2 separate regions of the Homo sapiens genome follow, and region 2 is linked to region 1. Evidence: chromatin loops called from intact Hi-C (ENCODE). Cell type or tissue: PC-3. All regions are shown on one strand.

Evidence for each region. Peaks named below come from ENCODE experiments on the same cell type or tissue, not always from the same donor. Only the 100,000 strongest peaks of a DNase experiment are listed, where the experiment ranks them.
Region 2: a loop joins it to region 1, with 5 times the contacts of the local background. A loop is called at or near these places in 2 of 110 quality-filtered maps.

The regions. Positions count from the first base shown.
Region 1 is chr1:212,483,795-212,488,794 of GRCh38, reverse strand. No RefSeq gene overlaps it. Among named protein-coding and RNA genes, the nearest start is that of LINC02771, 13 kb to the right of the region's middle. RefSeq lists an enhancer at 547-1,085. In PC-3, no CTCF peak of the experiment used is centred here; DNase peaks (open chromatin) are centred at 154, 2,594, 3,704 and 4,024; H3K27ac peaks cover 4,760 bases.
Region 2 is chr1:213,013,296-213,018,295 of GRCh38, reverse strand. ANGEL2 (angel homolog 2) reads left to right here and starts at 2,429. Exons shown (of 9, transcript NM_144567.5): 1 at 2,429-2,683; 2 at 4,878-5,000. The coding sequence starts at 2,625. RefSeq lists enhancers at 2,394-2,703, 2,416-3,003, 3,004-3,592. In PC-3, no CTCF peak of the experiment used is centred here; a DNase peak (open chromatin) is centred at 2,425; H3K4me3 peaks cover 2,724 bases; H3K27ac peaks cover 2,087 bases.

The DNA of each region.
Region 1 (5,000 bases):
GGTTGTCCATCAGAAACACTGAGCTCAGTGGGGAAAGCCCCCATGTGACCAGAGATGTCTGTGAGCCAAGCATTTCTCCGGATGACATCACACCCTTGCTGATTGCCCAGGTGTTTCACGGCCTCTGAGAGCTGACACGGAACTTGCATCATTTCTGATGCTTGGCTCTTTAATTTGTTTGTTTTTGGTAAATAGTAAACCTGGACTAGGGTGGGGAAGTTTCCAAGATAACCAGATTGTAAACATATTCTACAGAGAATTTGGCAGGACTTGGACCTGGAGCCATCTCATTTCTTGTGGGCTGACACCCTGAGGCAGAGGAAATGATGGTGTCCAGCCCCTCTTGTGTCAGTCCTAGAACATACTTAAGATTCTGAACCTCTTTGGATCAGCCACAAAGGCCCACGGCCAGGTCCTGCTACCTCATATGCTTTTGTGTATCTCTTTTCCCCTTTCCTCTCTTCAGGCTGGCTGGTATCGGAAAACCCTGGATTCCCCTCCTTCCCTCTGCTTCTGTCCATTTATTTTCCTGGAATCAAAGCACAGCCTTGCACCCACATACTCACTTTGGGTCCATGAGCAAATCATTTCACAGGCCTGTGGAGGGCCAGGACGGGGGTGCTCTGCAGAGCTCCCACCTCCTCCATGACCTTACAGGAGAGGAGACAAAGGCTGGCAGGGCAACTTCCCCAAGTACCCAGAATGAACTACTTAACCCTGGGCAGGGCTCTGGAATGCTATGCTTCAGCCTACACATTGAACATGAACTTGGGATGGACCATTGATGGTTTCTGAGCAGGAGTGCTGGGACCAGAGCTGTGTGTTAGAAAGTGGATTCTGCCTGGGCACGGTGGCTCACATCTGTAATCCCAGCACTCTGGGAGGCCGAGGTGGGCAGATCACCTGAGGTTGGGAGTTTGAGACCAGCCAGACCAACATAGAGAAACCCCATCTCTACTAAAAATACAAAATTAGCCGGGTGTGGTGGCACATGCCTGTAATCCCAGCTAGTCGGGAGGCTGAGGCAGGAGAATCGCTTGAACCCAGGAGGTGGAGGTTGCAGTGAGCCAAGATTGCGCCACTGCACTCCAGCCTGGGCAAAAAGAGCGAAACTCCATCTCAAAAAAAAAAAAATAGTGGATTCTGACTCTGCAGGGAGGAGGACGTGAGGGGACAGAGCCAGGAGACAGAGACTAATTAGAGGCTGCCTATGGAAAACATTACTAGGCCACAGTTGACAGGCCTTTGTCGCCCATGGGCTGGGAGCAAGGAGGAGGAGAGAGGCAACACAGTTTCCCCAGGGCATGACCCCAGGGGGTCCTGTGCAAGATGTGACCTCAGCCAAGGGCACTGGCTGTGGGGAAAGGAAGGGAGGCCCCTGTGAGAGGTTTGCTGTCTGAGACTCCTTAGACATTGGCAACAGGCTGGATATAGAGAATGCTTAACCCTGGAATGTTGTCAGTGCTTTAGGGAAGAAGAGACATTTGGTGTAGGGGGTGAGTGTGCATAATCTTAGGGGCGGGTGGGGCATATTGACATCTAGATGATCAGTTGGTCATTCCACAATGTATCGTGTATCAAAACATCACACTGGCCAGCACAGTGGTGTGCACCTGGCGTCCTAGCTACTCGGGAGCCTGAGGCAGGAGGATCACTTGAGCCCAGGAGTTTCAGGCTGTAGTGGGCCACAAAGGTACCACTGCGCTCCAGCCTGGGTGACAGAGCAAGACCCCAACTCAAAAAAAAAAAAAACCACATTGTACTCCATAAATAGATGCAATTATTATTTGTCAATTAAAAATTAAATTAAAATTTAAAAAAAAGATGTCCAAGTCAAGTGCCCTACATAGAAAGTGCCCAACAGCACTGGAAGAGTAAAAGCAAGGACCGTAGAACCAAAAAGCATCAGGCAGAGAAGGCTGAGACGGCCAAGCCAGTAAGAGAATGCAGTGCCCTGGCCCCCAGCAGTCACCCCAGGACCCAGATTGTGCATGTGAGCACGGTGCCACACTTGGTTAGGGCTTGCTGGGGAATGGAGAATTCTGGTCCATTCCACCAAACCCCATCCCCTCCCAGAACCTACCTCCCAACTCCTTCCCTACTGATCCGTGTAATTCCCCATCTGTGCTAGGACTGGGACCTAATAGGACTGTTTCTATATGTGCCCTGCCCCCTAGCAGACCACGTGCTTTCTGAGCCTGGAGCCCTGTCCCCCTTCTTTCCTTCTTCTAATTCCCCACAGTGTCCAGGACAGAGCCCACATGTGCTGGGGACAGGCACACCATAGGATACTCAGAATGTCCAGACAGGGTGCCTGAGGCCCCATTTCCTCCTACCAGGAATTTGTGCCAGGTCCTGCCAGCATAGACAGTGACTTCCCTGACTTCCTAGTTTGGACAAGGTCGGTCAGTTCAGGTGGCTGCATGGTTCCCCCCAGGCTATTTACCTAACCTGCTGCAAATAGACCAGATGCCTGGATTCTGGGTGAAGGGGCAGGAAAGGGTTGTTTTTATTCAGACCTGCTCAGCCCACCTGTCCCAGAGGCTCCATGTTATCAAATGTTTTCCAGTTCCTATGGCGACGAAATCACGGAGCCAGGATGTGTTATTGTTCCGGGGAGAAAAGGGAAGGGCCACACCATAGGACTGACGTCCATTCATCCATCTGTCAGCCAGCCGCTGAGTCACCCAGCCATGGTCTGGTGCATCCACGCAGTCACTCCTCTGTGGTCTGAGGCTCCCACAGGCCTTCTCTCTTTGGCAAGAGGCTGGTCCCCTGTCCGTGACTGTCAGCAAGCATGCAACAGAGCACCCCTGCTGTGCCACATGTTGCCCTGGGCACTTCAGGGAGGCTAGCAAGGTGGGGAGGGAAGCTACTGAGGGGGGAACAGTCCTACCCTTAGGGAGTCAGAGCTTATGGGGAGGCATGGTCCCTGTCCTTTCAGAGCACACATATATATTCACAGACAGTTTCTAGGGCCACCTGTCGACTGGCTTACTCAGTGACCTCGGCCAAGCCACTTGACCTCTCTAAGCCTTTATCTCTTTATGCACAAAACAGGGAAAGTAGTACTATTTCATCAGATGGTTATGGGAAAGAAATGAGAGTGCCAGTGAAGTGCTTAGCACTGTACCCAGCATTCTACAAAGCACTCAATAAAGAGCCGCGTATGGTTATTGCTGATGAGTAGACCCTGGCCACACATCTCTGGACTACCTGAAGGTAAATCAGAGGGAGCTCCTGCTACTCCCCCAACACATGTGCCACCCACCTCACCTGCAGGGCAGCCATGGGAGGCCACCATGCACACAACCAGCCCCATCGCCCACCACCAGAACTTGAAATAGAAAGCTTCAACTGTGCAGACATAGATGAGGACAGAACAAGAGATTTGACAGGTCAGCCAAAGAGGTGGGTCAGCACAGGTGGTGAGGACCAAGGAGGCCGGGAGGCAGGCATTTCGAGAGTATCCCGGAGAGATGCTCAGGCCTCCCAGGTGCGCAGCAGGTATCTCCGGGCTTCTCCTAACTCCCTTGCTCCAGGACTGTGCTGGCCAAGCACCTTCTGATGACAGTTTGGACTTCTGGGTAGAATTCCCTACTGGAGAACAGGTGCTGATGGGTGAACACAGCCCACTGGGTAGCTGGATCCTCACCGTGAGCGACTGAATCAGCACTCTGATATTTACACTTGGGCTGCAGTGTGAGTCACCCCTCAACTCAGCCACCTCCAAGGCTCCTAACCAACTTGGATTTCTAGGCCTACAAAGTGGAAAACTGGCCCCTGGAATGTGATGACTACAGGGAGGAAATACCCTCTAGGGAACCCCCCACAAGAGGAACCTTCCCCAAGGGGAGCCCCAGAATGCACCTAGGGCCATTTTCCATACTGACCTCTGCTACACGCTATAGCCAGCCCAGCTAAGGCCACTCGCCCTGGGCTGGCCCTAATGCAATGCCCTTCAGACTGTGGATCAAGACCCATAAGTGGGTCATGGAGTCACTTTAGTAGGTGGGGTGAGCATTCTTTAAAAAGTCCACAGAATACAATAACAGAGGGCAAGGCATGGTGACTCACGCCTATAATCCCAGAACTTCGGGAAGTTGAGGTGAGTGGATCTCCTTAGGTCAAGAGTTCAAGACCAGCCTGGCCAACATGGTGAAACCCCGTCTCTACTAAAAATACAAAAATTAGCTGGGCATGGTAACGGGCGCCTGTAATCCCAGCTACTCAGGAGGCTGAGGCAGGAGAATCACTTGAACCCTGGGAGGCAGAGGTTGCAGTGACCTGAGATCACGCCATTGCACTCAAACCTGGGCAACAAAAATGAAACTGTCTCAAAAAAGAAAAAAGAATAACATATTAGAGTGTCTCACAGACGAGTAAGGGTGAGTATTACTTCATGAATCATTGGTGTGTATATATATACATATATGTGTATATGTATGTGTGTTGTATGGGTGTATGTACACACACATAATACATGGATAAACTTGAGCCAATGCCCCTGAAATAGAAAAACAGCACATTCTAATTGAATAATTTCTCGGAGCATTTGATAGAGGCTGTTTACAAAGATGGGACAGGGTGTGGGTAAATCATAAGGGACAGTGGGGCTCACTTATCACCTTTAGGCTTGAAGGCTTGAAGGAGGAAAGTGTTTTCAGAACTTGGAGACAGAGAATGATGTGGAAAGAGCGGGGATCATCAGGTGAGGGACCAGCTAGCCTGTGGCAACCCCACTGGGGAGTAAGTACTTCCCCCTTCTCCCTGTCTCTGCAGTCCTGCCAGGCCTGCCCTGCCGCTGAACCCAAGGGAAACTGAGAGCAGGGGAGCCAGGGAGGAGGCCGTTCAGTGGAAACATCCAGTATATAATGTGTGCACGGGATGCAAAGTAAAGTACAAGTGTTTTTCACTATGGGTTTCAGTTAATGACTTTTTTTGTTGTTGTTGTTGAGATGAAGTTTCGCTCTCGTTGCGCAGGCTGGCATGCAGTGGCG
Region 2 (5,000 bases), 530 kb before region 1:
AAATTCCAACACTGCATGAAAAGATATCTATTAATTTCTTTTACTTATTTAAAAATGTTACATTTCTCCTTACCTCTTAGGGTGTGCTAAAGGAAAAAGCTTCTGGTCATTCACAAGTCCCAAGTTCTGGCCCACTGTTAACCATTCATTCAAAAATATTTTTACTACTATATATTGTGTACTTAGCACAGCACTAGGTCAAGTAAATTTTGGAAATAATGAGTCATGGTCTTTCCTCAGAAGTTATTTACAATCTCATTATAAAGACAAGACATACAGTAAACTACTAGTCAATTTAATGAACTACAAAATTGTGAGTACAACTAGAAAATAGGGCAGTATAAAACAGAAATACAGTCTTTCTCCATTATTTGTGGATTCCATATTTGCAAATTTGCCTACTTGCTAAAATTGATCTGTAACCTCCATGTATTCTTGGACATGTACAGAGCAGGGAAAATTTTTAATTGCCCAAAGTGCACATTCCCAGCTGAGGCTAAACAAGGCATTCTCTGCCTTTTTGTTTCAGCTCTCATGCTATACCATAGTGTCCCCTTGTTGCCAGGGCTGGAGTACAGTGACACTATCTTGGTTCACTGCAGCCTCGCCCTCTCGGGCTAAAGTAATCCTTTCACCTCAAATTCTGGAGTAGCTGGGACTACAGACGAGAGCCACCATGCCCGGCTAATTTTTGTATTTTTTGTAGGGACGGGGTTTCGCCATGTTGTCCAGTGTGGTCTTGAACTCCCTGGCTGAAGCGATCCAGCCGCCTTGGCCTCCCATATTGCTGGGATTACAGGCGTGAGCCATCAGGACCAAGTGTCCTTTTCACATTCCATTTAGTGATATGTTTTTCACGTTTTTGTACTTTTTGTTGATGTTGCTGTTTAAAATGGTCCCCAAGCGTTGTGCTGTATAGTGCTCCTAAGCACAAGAAGGCTGTCATGAGCCTTGCAGAGAAAATAGCAGTGTTAGATAAGCTTTGTTGAGGTATGAATTATAGTGCTGTTGACTGAGTTCAATGTTAATGAATCAACAATATATATTAAATAAGATGTCTTTAAGCGGAAACACACATACAACAAAACTATGTATTGATTAAGTTGATGAAAATGCGACCAGAGGCTTACAGGATCCTAATCCTGTATTTCCCTTAGGAGTAATGATTCAGTATTTACTAATTCAGTGTTTCCAGCAACTTTACAGAACCTAACTACTGCAAATAACAAGAATCAATTACATACTGAGGGAAAGGTTTTTTTCAAATACACTTTACTTCCTTTTATGCACCAGGGATAAGAAAAGCCTTCCCAAGAAATTACCACTGTTTCAAAGAGCCTATAAAAGCAGTGCTCCTGCCTTCTAGTATCCTTTTCCCCTCTACTCTCCACACTTTATTCTTTCTCGGTTTCTCTCTTCCTGTTTCTTGCAGGGTCTCCACTTAAATAATGTCTTTCAACAATCTACAGTCCTATAATACATTTAATAAAGGTGGACACACAAGACATACAAGTACTTTTTTTTTTTTTTTTTTTTTTTTTGAGACGGAGTCTCGCTCTGTCGCCCAGGCTGGAGTGCAGTGGCTCGATCTCTGCTCACTGCAAGCTCTGCCTCCCAGGTTCACGCCATTCTCCTGCCTCAGGCTCCCGAGTAGCTGGGACCACAGGCGCCCGCCACCACGCCCGGCTAATTCTTTGTATGTTTAGTAGAGACGGGGTTTCACCGTGTTAGCCAGGATGGTCTCGATCTCCTGACCTCGTGATCCGCCCGCCTTGGCCTCCCAGAGTGCTGGGATTACAGGCGTGAGCCACCGCGCCCGGCCCATACACGTACATTTTAAAGTGAGAGCTATGGCTGTGCTTCCGCAACATTAATTGCAAAATTCTGTGGTACCTCAGTTCCATGGGCACCCAGAGGATGCGTTGTTCAGCCTCAGCTGGGAATCTGCACTTTGGGCAATTAAAAATTTTCACTGCTCTGTTTATTTCTGCCGGGCGCGGTAGCTCACTCCTGTAATCCCAGCACTTTGGGAGGCCGAGGCGGGCGAATCACTTGAGGTCAGGAGTTCGAAACCAGCCTGGCCAACATGGTGCAACCCTGTCTCTACTAAAAATTCAAAAATTAGCCGGGTGTGGTGGCTCATGCCTGTAATCCCAGCTACTTGGCAGGCTGAGGCAGGAGAATCGCTTGAACCCGGGAGGTGGAGGTTGCAGTGAGCCGAGATCGTGCCATTGCACTACAGCCTGGGCGACAAGAGCGAAACTCCATCTCAAAAAAAAAAAAAGAAAGAAAGAAAGAAAAAGAAAAAAAAGAAAGTTTATTTCTGTTTCTTTAAGACGAAGTTCGGGTGTTTTGCCCTCTTCAGAAATGGTTGCACGCGCGTCCCACGCTCTGCGCATGCTCCTTGAGCAGAATTCCGGGTTAAGGCATTCAGGGACTCTGACTGCGCAAGATGGAGTGTAGGCCGGCCGGCGAGACTGCACCTCCCAGCATGCCTTGCAGCCAGGACTGGAGTCGGTACTTAAGAGTGATGGGGTTCCCTAGATACTTTAGGCCGTCGCATCGATTATAGAGATTGAGGTGGAACCCGGGGCCTGGGAACTGGACGCACGCGGAGGGCGAAGATGGAAGCCTGGCGCTGTGTGAGGAAGGGCTACGGCCACTGTGTGGTGGGAAGAGGCCGGTCAGTAGGGCTGGGTACTCGGAGGGAGGAGAGAGGGGCGGGCGGCCTGAAAGAGCGGGCGGGCGTCCGGGACTAACCCGGGGCGGGGCGGGGCGGGCTAGGGGTGGAAGGAAGAGGAAGAGGGTCTGGGCGATGGTGCATCCGGGACGAGCCTCCAGAGACCAAGCGGGATAGGTAAACCCGCCGCGCAGCTGGCGGGACGCTGGGCCAACGAGGTCTGGGGTCTTGGCGCGGAGTTCATGGGCCGCCGGCCAGGCTTGTGCCAGTGGCTTTGGATCCCTGGCCTGCTTCCCCCAACCCAGCCTCCAGACCAGCGCTGGCCTGCTCCACACACTCCGCAGCACCGTCCCGGGAACCGAGCGTCGGCGGGGAGGCCGCCTCTCCGCAGTAGGTCTCGGCGGGCCTGATCCCTTGGAGGCGCGTGTGTGGCACACGCCCAGGAGGGGCTTGATTTTTGTTGATGTGTTAGTGTCTTTCAAACTTTAGTCACTTGTATGTCATCCCTTACTGTTATGGCCAAGTTCTTGTTTCACGTGTATTATTTACTGGATATTTTTCTTTAAATTGACTCAGTTTTTTTTAAAAAGCACTTCAGTAGGTGCTGCCCACATTAGCTTCACCCTAAGCAGTGTCTGCAGAGTCTTGGATTTGATGTGCGATTATGTTTTTTCCTAATAAACTAACATAAGTATTTAGAAATTACAATCAAGTAATTTAACTGTGTACTCTGTGAAACCGACTCGTGTACCACCCACCACGCTTGGGAAACACAGCATGTATTATTACATAAGCGATGGGGATTTGGTTGTAACTCCCATAGGCCTGGGACTTGATGGTAATTCAGTTCAACAATGTTTCCTGAGTACCAGCTGTTTGCCAGGCACTGTGCTAGGCACTTGTGAAGATAACGGAATTAAAATGAATAAGACGGTTCTGTTCTGGCCCTGAAGGAGCTTAACATCTTAAGAGAAAAAAAAGTCTGAATAAATAACTGCAAATATAGATAATAGCTTTTGTAGTACAAGTATTATATTTCAATACAGTGGCTTATTAGCATAGAAAATGCATGGACCAAGTGCCCAAATTCCTATGGCTTTCAGAGTTATCACAAAGCAGTGTAGAATGCCCATGTTATGCCTTTAAAGATTTACAATTAAGTAGATTTTAGAGAACAACTAGCGAATACTTAAACTGTAAAAATTATAATAAAAATTTAAATGCTGTTAAAACGAGAATAACAGCGTATAAAGTTAAATAACAGTAAACGCAACTTAAACAAAATTCCCTTAGGGATGGGAGCGCACATTATTGATGCTGTGGTAGAAATGTAGCTGTTAAGAATTTTGGAGGAAAGGATAAAAGTCCTTCTCTGAATCTTAACATTTTGCCAAAGTAGTATAGTGAGAGGAACATGGTGCTTTATTAAGCTGAAGTGTTTCTTGAGAGCCTGAGAGCAACATACCTATTAAAAATGTTAGCGCCACTTTGGAGATGTTTTGGATGATGGGTTAAATTGAAGCTGTTGGTTTGGAGTGTTGGTGCATTCGTAGTACGTCATCCCCATCCTCTTTCATTTCCCCCAACGAGAATCATGCTTAAAAAAGAATGGAGAAATAAATTATCCACCCGTTGATTAGTAAGAGAAGTAGTTTTGTGAATTTATGAAGTTGTGGATAGGCTTTTGTTTTCCTAACTATACAAGTGTTTGGAAAAATCTGCCCTTGGTATAAAAAACTGTTCAGAAACTTGTTATTACTCCAAGTTGGAGGAGAGGTTTACTTTAATTGTAGTGTGATATGAGTTCCTTATTCGATTTCAGTATAATACTTGTTGTGTATTTTATTTTCTCATTGAGTTTTGTAGGTGCTTGAAAGCTACTCTGAATATCATTTTGATAGTTGATTCATCTCTCAGTTGAACTATGTACATTTTCAGGGGTATGTGGTATTTTGGGAGCCTGGGAGGCATTCTGTGTTAAGTATTCAGAATACCATTCATGGTTTTTTAGGACGAGAGTATTGAGATATTGATGCCAATAGGTAAATCATGGGTGCTTTCCTCTTCATCCTTCACAGATTTAGCAGCCAGATTTTAAATATTAGACATTACCTTCCCTTGAGGAAACAGGCTTAGATTTTGTAAACTATAGCTGAACAAAAAGTGGTGCCTCAAGGAGTGTATTTATTTCTTTTAGATACCCCATGTTTCCCCATCACTCGAGGAGTCTGGGCAGAGACTGGACTACACCGTGGGAGAATCTGCAAAGGTGTTGCTGGAACAGACATATTTCTAGTTGTATGAGGTGGCCTGGACATTA